2 separate regions of the Homo sapiens genome follow, and region 2 is linked to region 1. A link is an interaction called in ENCODE POLR2A ChIA-PET data of the cell type or tissue named here. Cell type or tissue: OCI-LY7. All regions are shown on one strand. Links, peaks and the distances in the headings refer to the core of each region. The heading gives the core; the rest is flanking DNA.

Region 1 (5,958 bases), core at 533-5,532:
CTGTTTTAACAAACATTTGAAAAGAGACAGACCTATAAAATAGGCATTTAAAAATTACATCAGCATATTGAGTTTTACTATCTCACCTAGCAGGGCTGTCGCACACCTGAATGACCCATTTATCTCTGACTCACTGCCTCCTCTTCCATCCATTACTCGCCCATGCCTGGCACAAGGCCCCCTTGCTGGCCCTCAGCTAAGCCAGGCTTAGCCCTGATGCGCCCTCCAGCTGGAATGTTCTTCCCCCACATGGCCTGAGGCTTGCTCACTCTCTCCAGACAATACTGCATTCCTCTCCCTCCCCTTGCCTCCAAACACCCACCAGCTGAGTCCCCTTCCAGCTCTTTGCCTCCTTTGTATACATCAGATAACCTACCATGTGTATTTTAACTTTTTATTGCGTTTTCCACCCCCTCTGCAATGTAAGCCTCAGAAAAGCAGGGACTTCTGTCCATTCTCTTCACTGCTCTGTCCCCATCACCGAAAATTGCCCCCATCACGTAGTAGGTGCTCAATAAATACTTAGTGAATTAAAAAGCTGGTCAGGCGCAGTGGCTCACACCTGTAATCCCAGCATTTTGTGAGGCCAAGGGAGGCAGATCGCTCTCAGCTCCAGAGTTTGAAACCGGCCTGGCCAACATTGCAAAACCCATCTTTCCTAAAAATACAAAAATTAGCCAGCGTGGTGGTGTGAGCCTTTGGTCCTGGCTACTTGGGAGGCTGAAGCTGGAGAATCGCTTGAACCCGGGAGGCTGAGGCTGCAGTGAGCCGAGATTGTGACACTGCACTCCAGCCTGAGTGACAGAGCAAGACCCTGTCTCAATAAATAAATAAAGCTGACTGATCAATGGATCTGTGGGAAAATGCTTATTTTCCTAACTTAAAACATCAGGCTTATATCCAAGGGCTCTCTGGTTAAAAGGTTCCTCCTTTTACAGCTTGAAAAGGTTGGCTTTTGCTGATATAAATCAGCATGCAAAGGGGACCCAGCACTGTTCAAATAAGGTCAGAGGCAAACCCAGGTTGCAGGAAGAGACAGACATCCAAGTGACACGGCAGATGGCTGGCATCCAGAGGCCCTTTTGCAATCTGGAATTTAAATGGCCAAGACAAGAAATGGGATGTTAAATGTGGGCCTCAGGAGCAACACCTCAGTCTCCAGCTACCCACAGACAACTGCACCACAGCGTGAGAGCACGTTAGCAGCTACCAGAAGCCTGGTCACCAATTCAGGTTCATCAGACAAAAATCACGAGAGGTGCCGAACGCCCCAGATCGCAATCAAAAGGCAATGGGAAAGGAAATGTGGACAGCAGAATACCTTCCCCTGGGGGCCCTGAAAGTAGACTATCTCATTATTTGCCAATTCCATACTTGTGAATTCGTCTACTCGCTAAAATTTATATGTAACCCCAAAATCAATACACGCAGCCCTTTCAGGTTCATTCACCGACATACACAGGAGCGACGTTCTGCCTCCTGCTTTCAGTGCCCATCCTGTAAACAAGTGTCCTTTTCATGGTCTACTTAGTGCCATGTCTTTCACACTTTTGTGCTTTCTTTGGTGATTTTGCTGTTAAAATGGCCCATAAGGGAAGTGCAGAAGTGCTGTCTAGTGAGCTTTCCTGAGCACGAGCAGGCTGTGATGTGGCTTACAGAGCAAATACATGTTAGGTGAGTGGCCCTGAGTTCAATGCTAATGAATCAATAGTATATAGTAAATAAAGTGTCTTTTAATGGAAACTGAAAAGATTAATATTGATCAGTTGATGAAAATGTGACCACAGGCTTGCTCCAAGCCCTGCATTTTCCCTACAACAATGGTTCCGTATTCACTAATTCAGTGTTCACAACTTTATGGAATACAAGTACCACAAAAACAAGACTGGGCACGGTGGCTCACACCTGTAATCCCAGCACTTTGGGAGGCTGAGACAGCAGTGGCGGTGGGGAGGGGGGTAGCGACGACACGAGATCCGGAGTTCAAGACCAGCCAGTTCGAGACCAGCCTGGCCAACATGGTGAAACCCCATCTCTACTAAAAATACAAAAATTAGCCAGGCATGGTGGCGCACGCCTGTAATCCCAGCTACTCGGGAGGCTGAGGCAGGAGACTGGCTTGAACCCGGGAGGCAGAGGTTGCAGTGAGCCGAGATCACGCCATTGCACTCCAGCCTGGGCGACAGCGTGAGACTCCGTCTCAGGAAAAAAAAAACAAAACAAAACACTTGACTGTATATTAAAATGGCTCATTTTCCTGCCCCCATCCTTGGGCATACTCCCCTTGACCACCCCAGTGGCTCACTCCACCTGTTCTTCTGCAAACAGAGGCTCCCCTGCAGGCATCTGCTCAGGTGTCCTCCAGCAGCGCCCCTCCAGTGTCTCTGTCACACTTCTTACTGTAGCTATTACCACCAGTAATTATTACCCCCGCTCTGCTACTCACCCCAACCAAAAACGTAAACTCCTGGAGGGCAAGGTCTTTGTCTTGTTCACCCACATAAATGCAGTGGCCAACAGTGTCTGACAAGCAGTTGGTGCCCAGCATGAAGGGTGAAATCCCACCTGGCTCCTTTGTGACAGAAAACACCTATTAAACCTATGCCTCCCAGTGCCAAATGTAGCTAACACTTGAAACGTGTCTAGTCTCAACTGAAATGTGCCCTAAGTGTAAAATATGCCAAAGATCTTAAAGACTTAGTACAAAAATATATGTAAAATATCAGTAATTTTTTAATAGCAAGTCCACGTTGAAATTGTACTGTCTTGGATATTCCGGGTTAAACAAAATATTTAAATTCATTTCAGCTGTTTCTTTTTCGTTTTTAATGCGTCTACTAGGGAGTTTTTAATTGCTTATGTAGCCTGTATTATATTTCTATGAGTCAGTCTTGGTTATAATACCGTGAAAAGGCCAGCCAGCAACCCAGCCCAGCCCTGGCCACCCCCCTCACACCCTCCAGTTCGCCTCTCACACGGTTCCAAATGCTCTCCAGAGCCAGGCAGGAAACACCTGTCTGGTGGCTTCCTGTGACACACAAATACCTAAGTGTATTCAGAAATGGGATTCAGAAGTAAGGGCTAAAAAGAGTTTAACAGATTAACCAATTTCACCCCAAGAAAGTAAGCACACTTGGGGCTGAGATGTGGGCCATCTTGTTCATTACCCAGAACAGTGGCCGGCACATAGTAGGCGAGCAACTAGAATCAATCAATGCTTTTAAAAAAAAAAAAAAAAGACTATTTCCAGGATGGGTATGGCAACTCATGCCTGTGATCCCAGCACTTTGGGAGGCCAAGGTGGGAGGATCACTTTGAGGCCTGGAGTTCAAGACCAGCCTGGTCAACAGAGCTAGATCCCATCTTTACAAAAAAGCTTAAAGATATGAAAAATTAGCCAGGTATGGTGGCATGCACCTGTAGTCTCAGCTACTGGGGAGGATGATGCAGGAGGGTTGCCTGAACCCAGGAGTTTGAGGTTGCAGTGAGCTGTGATTGCACCACTGCACTGGGATAATAGAATGCAGGAACTGGAGGAGATCTGGAAAATGCCTGGGAGTATAAGATGGGAGCCCTGCCTCTGAGGCGTCATAGTACCAGAAGATGCTGAGCCTCTGAGTCCTGATCTGGAAAGTAAATAGTCCCTACCCTCCTAGCTCTCCAGGCCAGAACATTCTATGATGACAGCAGTTTAATACAGTGGCAACTGGACTGTTTAATATAGTGGCAACTGGGCTCTTGAAACGTGGCTATTGTGACTGAGAAATGGAATTTTTAGTCTTACTTAATTTTAATTAAACTCATTAGCCAGGCATGGTGGTGCACACCTGTAATCCCAGCTACTCAGGAAGCTGAGGAATGAGAATCACTTGAGCCCAGGAGGTGGAAGTTGCAGTGAGCAGACATCACACCACTGCACCCCAGCCTGGGCGACAGAGTAAGACTCTGTCTCAAAAAAAAAAAAATTTTAATTAAATTCAAATAGCCATACGTTGCACATGGCTACCATATGGGACAGCATAGCTCTAGGCTGGTGTGACAGGATGGAATGAGCTAAAACGTGTAAAAAACACTCTGGAAATGCTAAAGCCCTATAGGAATGGTAAGAGTTTTGTTGTTTAATGCATTAGAAATCTGAGATCCTGAGAGGTTTCAGTTACCCCACATCACAGACAGACTCAATTCATAAGTGAAAGAAATGTAAACAAACACAGATTTTACTTTACTTGGGGAGAAGGACAGCCCATGCTCTTGTATACCTACGATGGAAATGGAGGTGGTTAGCGATAACCCTTCACGCAACTCAGAGCAACAGGCTTTTTCATCCACATTGCTGCATCCAGATTTGGTAACTCCAGGGCCTACGCACGCAGCAGAAATCAAGGCTGCCAGTGAATCCTGGTAGATTATATTCCTATCTCCCACACTCTCACTCTTAGGGACCATGTGCTTCTTGTCCCTTCCACTGACGTTTGCTATTTCTCCTGCTACAGAAACAGACTTTGCCAACAGCTCCCTGCATTGGGAAACTGCGCTGAGAGTCCCTTTGGGGTTCTGACAGTCAATTCACAGTCTCCTGAATACATATAGTGGTTGTTCAAATTTGCTGATGGGTGGTAAAAGCAACCACTACTGGAAAGGGGTGGGAACTAATCGGAGGCTGTGATGAATGCTAACTTGTTTACACTCCCATTGGAAAATGCACATGAAACCCAAATCAAGTTTTAGTCTCCCAAGATTTTTCCCAGCAGGAAAGGCCTTCCCAGTCTAAACAGCTTTTTGTTACCATTATAATTATATTCTATGCACTAGCAGACAATAAAGAAATGAGCAGGGAAGCAGAAGGAGGCGGGGGGTGAGTTATTAGGACAGGAAAGTCAAGAAATGGTCGAAGTCAGAGGAAACAACACAACACTCTCCAGGACAAATGGCAGGAACTGCCCTGAATATGTAAGAGATTTTGTGAGCTCATTCATTATTCTCCATTAAAGAGTTCGGCTAATTTTCCCCTGTCCTTTCAGTCACATTAAAACTTGGGGCTTAAGCGTTGTGTAACGCTCTGCACAGACTTGGTTTAGGCCCCATGGAGCTTCCATAATGAAAAACAACATGTGCAATTGGATCCACATGCGTTCCGCCCACAGGTTGAGCTCAGTGGTGTATTTTATTCTGTCAGGGAGCTGTTGCTCAACTCCCAAGGAGGGGGGTCCAGCAATAACACTCCAGCTATGAAGACAAAATTAACCAGCCTTGTGCCGGTGTGAGTGACATCACTTCACCAAGAACAGGAACTCAGCTCTCTGTACCTCAAGTTCAGTCTCCCGTCTGTTGATATCATCCGTGGACTGATTTAACTTCTCCAGTTCTCCCTGGTGAAGAAAAGAGGGAGAAAAAAAGACTTAAGGGATCCGTCTTTTGTTTCCAATATAACTCAGTCCATAACCTGAAAAATTACCCCAGCCCAATTTGCAGGAAAAGGGAAGAATCAGAATTAATTCTTACGGCAAACAGTTGAGGCTTGACTAGAAAAGCAAATGAATGTCGGCATTTCTGAAACCATTTTCTTGAGGGTGTCCCTTTTGACAATGTCTTCAGAGACATTTGGAATTTGTCAGAGGTCAACTATTCCAGGTACATGCCTTCAGGTAAACCCCACCTGTTACAAATGGTTTAATGGCCTAATCAAAACAGTACCATCTGCCTTGAGCAAGAACTTTGCTTAGAAAACAATAAAAGACAATAAGCAAGGCCAAGCCAAAAATATAAACCCAGTGAAATCATCAAGGGCAGAATTCTGGTATTAACTCACCAGAATTATTTTTCTGTAAAGGGTGAAAATCTTTTCACACTGCCAATTATTCAACCTACTTAGCTGGACGTTTTAAACTAGCTTTAATCCCATTCCTTTCAATAAACATTTACAAACTGACATTTTGTAAAAAAAGTATCCAACATGAA
Region 2 (5,958 bases), core at 475-5,474, 260 kb after region 1:
TTAGAGGGTTTTGGTTTAATCCCAATTTTCAAAAATAATCTTTTGCAAAAGCACAAGAGAAAAGGTACTCAAGGGTTCATTATAAACCTTTCTCTTTACTTTTGTATAATTAAAAAGGTAATTTTAAAAACTAAAACACAGGAGAAACTTTTTCCAAAAATAACTTATTTTACCTCTCTATAATTAAATGTAATGACAGTGAACACTAAAATGTAAATAGCTTTCTAACAATGCCATTTTTAACTGCCTGGGTATGTTCCTAATTGTCACTCATTCTTTTGAGAATAAAAATAACAGTAAGTATGAGCAACTGAGAAAAATCAGTTGACTTGGAGAGCTTGTTATTAAATACTGTACCTTTTCAATAACAAAAGGAATAGCTTCTATGCTGCTTGGGCGGGCAGAGAACTTGGTATATAATCTACAAGCTTCAACCTACATGGAAAATGAAAATCACTTAAAATTCAGCTCACAATCATGTTACTCTCCTGAAAGAAGACAAAATGTTAAGTCATTAATTTCTTTTATGTTTAGAGGCAAGATGGAGAAAATATATTGCCTAGACTGTCCCTTAAAAGCCTATTCAAAGTACAAAGTTTTGCCTTGGTATGATTCAGGAAGCGTATCATACCAAAGATGCAAAATCTTTTGGCAAAGATGCAAAAGTCTGATAATACCCACCATCTAACACAACACAGGAAAATAGGCACTTCTATAAACTGCTGGTGAGACTATAAATGGGAAAGGAAGTTAAAATCTACAAAAAATTTAAATCAGCATATCTTTGGATCCAGCAATTTCACAGATAAGAATATAAAACTTCATCTGTTAGATTTTGTTATAATAATAATCTATTCTTACATTTCTGCCAGTGTTCCTTTTATATACTTTCTTGCTATGGTGTTTCGAATATATGAATTCAGTAGTGATAATTTTTCACTGTTTAATATATCTTGAGGCATTATATAGAAACTGTTTCTCTTGATGTTTTAGTATGAAATCTATGAAAAGCTGATAGTCCCACAGGCATGACAAAATTAAGATCACCCTCCGATTTTCAGTCTATGTTCATGCCCTTTAGTTTTAAGGACTTCCACAAAAACCAGATACTTGGATTCTTTCTCTTCTGTTTTTAAATTTGATCTAATAAACTATTATTTTCCATTTCAGGAAAATGCCTCAGATCTATATATCTTGAGGCATTATATAGAAACTGTTTCTCTTGATGTTTTAGTATGAAATCTATGAAAAGCTGATAGTCCCACAGGCATGACAAAATTAAGATCACCCTCCGATTTTCAGTCTATGTTCATGCCCTTTAGTTTTAAGGACTTCCACAAAAACCAGATACTTGGATTCTTTCTCTTCTGTTTTTAAATTTGATCTAATAAACTATTATTTTCCATTTCAGGAAAAAAATATGTAGTGGACATTTATCCTGTTTTCTTTTTCACGTATATAGTTTCTGCAGTAACTTTAGATTTCCTTTTAATTAACTTAATCTGCTCTACTTATTTTCCAAACACATAAGCATCTTTTAAATAACTGTTATCGTCTACTATTAACTAAATAAAACTTCGATTCCCTTCTAAGAGTATAAAAATATAACTTTTGCATTAACTTATACTAGAGTTCAGTATTTTAGTTTATCATATATGAAATTTTATTTTTTGAAGTTCTCAGTAATGATTTCTGATTTACAAATAGACTTTGTCTAATGATTTTATTTATGTATTTATTTTTGAGATGGAGTTTCACTCTTGTCACCCAGACTGGAGTACAGTGGTACGATCTCGGCTCACTGTAACCTCTGCCTCCTGGGTTCAAGTGATTCTCCTGCCTCAGCCTCCCAAGTAGCGAGGATTACGGGCACCCACCACCAAGCCCAGCTAATTTTTGTATTTTTAGTAGAGACAGAGTTTCACCATGTTGGCCAGGCTGGTCTCAAACTCCTGACCTCAGGTGATCTACACGCTTGGGGCTCCCAAAGTGCTGTGATTACAGGGGTGAGCCACCATGCCCGGCTGTCTAATGATTTTAACTTTGTCCTGTAAATGCTCAAATATATTTATATCTTAAGTGTCAATCATTCACTTTCAGCTATTTGTTTCCAACAACTGTTTTTTCTAAAGACACGGTATCTTGGATGGGTGTGGTGGCTCACGCCTGTAATCCCAGTACTTTGGGAGGCCAAGGTGGTGGATCACTTGAGGTCAGGAGTTCAAGACCAGCCTGGGCACCATGGCAAAACACTGTCTCTGCAAAAAGTACAAAAATTATCTGGGCATGGTGGCGTGTGCCTATAGTCCCAGCCACTTAGGAGGCTGAGGTGGGAGGATGGCTTAAGCCTAGGAGGTAAAGGCTGCAGTGAGCCAAGACTGCGCCACTGCACTGCAGATTGGGCAACACAGCCATATCCTGTCTCAAAAAAGAAAAAAAAAAGAAAGAAAGAAAGACAGAGATAAGACCTGAATATGTTGTACAGACATATGTTTGGTCTCAAACATTTGGGCTCCAGCAATTCTCCCTCCTCAGCCTAGTAGCTGAGTAGCTAGGAATACAGTTACGAACCACGTGTCCAGCTTTATTCTTAAAACTGTAGCATTTTGTTGACATATTCTTTCAAGTTTCTTTTAATTTTGACATGCTTTCTTTCCTCCTTCTAAAATAAAAATATACTTGTCCAGAGTCTACTGATAATCATTTTGAGTAAGTTTTTTCCTCTTATTTCCCTAAAGTCTGGGAGGCATAGTCCAAAATCATTTTTATTCCTACATCTTCTTGACTCCTTTAAGAGCCTATTTTCAGAGCTTAAAATCCTGTCACAAAGGTGTATTTCTTGAAAGCTTGTTTCTAAGCAGGGCCTAAGCTCACCCTTAATATCCACCCTGAAGTTGTCTTATAGTAGCTCAAGATAATTACCTTTAAGTTACTTCAGGTACTTCTAATTTATTTATTTTATTTTGCAAACAGGAGGCTTTTTTATATCTTCTCTCTACCTCTTAATGGTGTGTATGTATTGTGTTACTAAAATCTTAAGAGTTGCAGGCCAAGTGCGGTGGCTCATGCTTGTAATCCCAGCACTTTGGAAAGCTGAGGCAGGTGGATCGCTTGAGCTCAAGAGTTCAAGACCAGCCTGGGCAACATGGTGAAACCTCGTCTCTACAAAAAACTCAAAAATTAGCCAGGCATGGTGGTGTGAACCTGTAGTCCCAGCTGCTTGGGAGGCTGAGGTGGGAAGATTGCTTGAGGTCAGGAGGTCAAGACTGCAGTGAGCTGAGATGGCACCACTGCACTGCAGCCTCAACAACAAAGCAAGATCCTGTTTCAAAAATTAAAAATAAAAAAAACCAAAATCTTAAAGTTGGATACCTGAGGAAACTCCTGGAAAGCTCCCATTGTTTCTTGGTTTCTTTCAGAGGAACCACCAATCACAAGCAAGGGCCTGAAACAATCATTTTTTTAACAAGATAATTACAAATTAGATCATCATGTAAAACACTAAACACAGTGTCTAATTCACAACAAATAATAAATGTTAAAGGGAGAGAATATTATATTTTTTTCTTAGAAACTGTAGATTAAGGCTGGGTGAGGTGGCTCACCCCTTGTAATCCAGCACTTTGGGAGGCCAAGGTGGGTGGATCACTTGAAATCAGGAGTTCAAGACCAGCATGGCCAACATGGTGAAACCCCAGCTCTACAAAAAATACAAAAATTAGCCAGGCGTGCTGGTGGGCGCCTGTAATCCCAGCTACTTGGGAGGCTGAGGTAGAAGAATTGCTTGAACCTGGGAAGCAGAGGTTACAGTGAGCCGAGATTGTGCCACTGCACCCCAGCCTGGGCAACAGAGCAAGACTCTGTCTCAAAAAAAAAGAAAGAAATTGTAGATTAAAAAATATCTAAGAAGCAACCTGATATGAGAGAACTTTCCTTAATATCAGAAAAAGACAAAATGTATAGTAAATGTTTTCCTTCCCTTCTTCCCCTTCCCCTTTTGGATGCTGACGCTAAGCTTCCAGGTATATTGACATAAAATAAATTTTTATGCCTTTCTTATTCTTGGGATAAGGGGAAGAAAAATTTTACACTTTCCTAAGTGAATCTATTTAGAAATTGCAAAATAAGTGACATTCCTCAGCAATGAAATTCTTATCCTTCAATGTGGAAAAAAAAAAGATATGGGAAACCTTAAGGTACTTAAAAAATATAACACCTTAAAGTAGATAAAGAAGAGAAAGATCAAAAGGAAAGTAAAGAAGAAACTATAAGAAACACAGGGCAAGAAAGAAAACAATGTCCTTTCCACTAGAAAGATTAAATATGTTCCAAATTGATTAGAACCTAACCCCCCTCAACCTGATCTCACTGGTAAAGTGCCAGAGACGGAGTTAAGGGCAAGATCAGAGAATAAGTACTAAATAGTTTATATATAAAGCAAACTAAATGAATATAAGAATTTCAAATATCTTCCTACCTATGCAAAACAAGGTGAAAAATTAGCCACATTTTACACACTGAGCTTGGATCTTTAAAAAAATAATTCTTCACTTAAAGTAAATAGAACTACACATACGTTCACACATACACACACATATTAGGAACTCTAAAATGTTAAAAGTGTTTATGGCAGCTGGGTGCGGTGGCTCATGCCTGTAATCCCAGCACTTTGGGAAGCCAAGGCAGGTGGATCACCTGAGGTCAGGAGTTTGAGACCAGCCTGGCCAGCATGGTGAAACCTCTTCTCTACTAAAAATACAAAAATTAGCCGGGCGTGGTGGCAGGGGCCTGTAATCCCAGCTACTTGGGAGGCTGACGCAGGAGAATCACTTGAACCTGGGAGGCAGAGGTTGTGGTGTGCCAAGATTGCACCACTGCACTCCAGCCTGGGCGACAGAGAGACTCCGTCTCAAAAAAAGAAAGTGTTTATCTCTAAGTAACTAAATTACTGGTGCTTTGAATTTTCTTCCTAATACTCTTTTTTAAGTTATATCTATTTAAGGTATACCATATGATATTTTGATGTACATATAGTGAAATGATTACTACAGTCAAGCAAATTAACATATTCATGTTACTTTTTTTCCTAAGATATTGTAGAAATAGTCACTTTTTTTGGTAAAAGTACCTAAAATTTACTCTCTTTGCAAATTTACAATACACAATATTATTAACTATGGCTTTCATGTTGTACATTAGATCTCCAGGCTTTATCGTACTTGACTGAAACTTTGTACCCTTTGACCTATCTCCCTATTCCCCCTCCTCCTCCTCATTCCCTCCCCGGTAACTAACTCTACTTTCAGTTTCTAAGAATTGAAGGGGTTTTTTTTTTCCAAGTCTTTCTACCCTAGATCAGCATTAGCTCTACTCAGTAAAATCCTGCAGTGACCTTTTTAAGAAAATGTTTTCAGTAATAATAATGTCATTACCAGCAGTTCATGTTTGCATTTGCCATACCGCCCAAGGCATGGATGAGACCTGGGCCAGAAACAACAAGGCAGACTCCTGGCCTAAAAGCAAAACAGAATTTATTAAAATCAGGTCAAATGTAACAACTGATTCATAACACTTTAGTGTGAAACATGGCAATCTTGGACTTCAAAGGAAGGACATACAAGTCTTTACTATAACTGATAAAACAATTATTAGAATATTTTTAATTAAAAAACAAGGCGATATATATATATCGCGATATATATACATACACACATATACGTATATAGTGTATACACTATATATGTATATAGTGTATATATACGTATATACGTGTATATATACACACACTATATACATAGTGTATATATATACACACTATATACCTATAGTATATACTATATACGTATATATACACACACTACATACGTATATATACACACACTATATACGTATATATACGTATATACGTATACGTATATATACACACACTATATACGTATATATACACACTATATACGT

What was found. ChIA-PET counts read pairs that join two places held together with the same protein. Peaks named below come from ENCODE experiments on the same cell type or tissue, not always from the same donor. Only the 100,000 strongest peaks of a DNase experiment are listed, where the experiment ranks them.
Region 2: POLR2A ChIA-PET joins it to region 1 with 5 read pairs; 2 of 35 experiments call an interaction of 5 or more read pairs at or near these places.

What each region holds. Positions count from the first base shown.
Region 1 is chr3:15,325,198-15,331,155 of GRCh38, forward strand. It overlaps SH3BP5 (SH3 domain binding protein 5), which reads right to left. Exons shown (of 9, transcript NM_004844.5): 2 at 5,307-5,369. Among named protein-coding and RNA genes, the nearest start is that of SH3BP5, 4.4 kb to the right of the region's middle. RefSeq lists an enhancer at 2,874-3,063. In OCI-LY7, for the core only: no CTCF peak of the experiment used is centred there; a DNase peak (open chromatin) is centred at 3,004; H3K4me3 peaks cover 1,782 bases; H3K27ac peaks cover 2,262 bases.
Region 2 is chr3:15,586,168-15,592,125 of GRCh38, forward strand. It overlaps HACL1 (2-hydroxyacyl-CoA lyase 1), which reads right to left. Exons shown (of 17, transcript NM_012260.4): 4 at 5,433-5,513; 5 at 3,373-3,445; 6 at 358-435. Among named protein-coding and RNA genes, the nearest start is that of HACL1, 12 kb to the right of the region's middle. In OCI-LY7, for the core only: no CTCF peak of the experiment used is centred there; no DNase peak of the experiment used is centred there.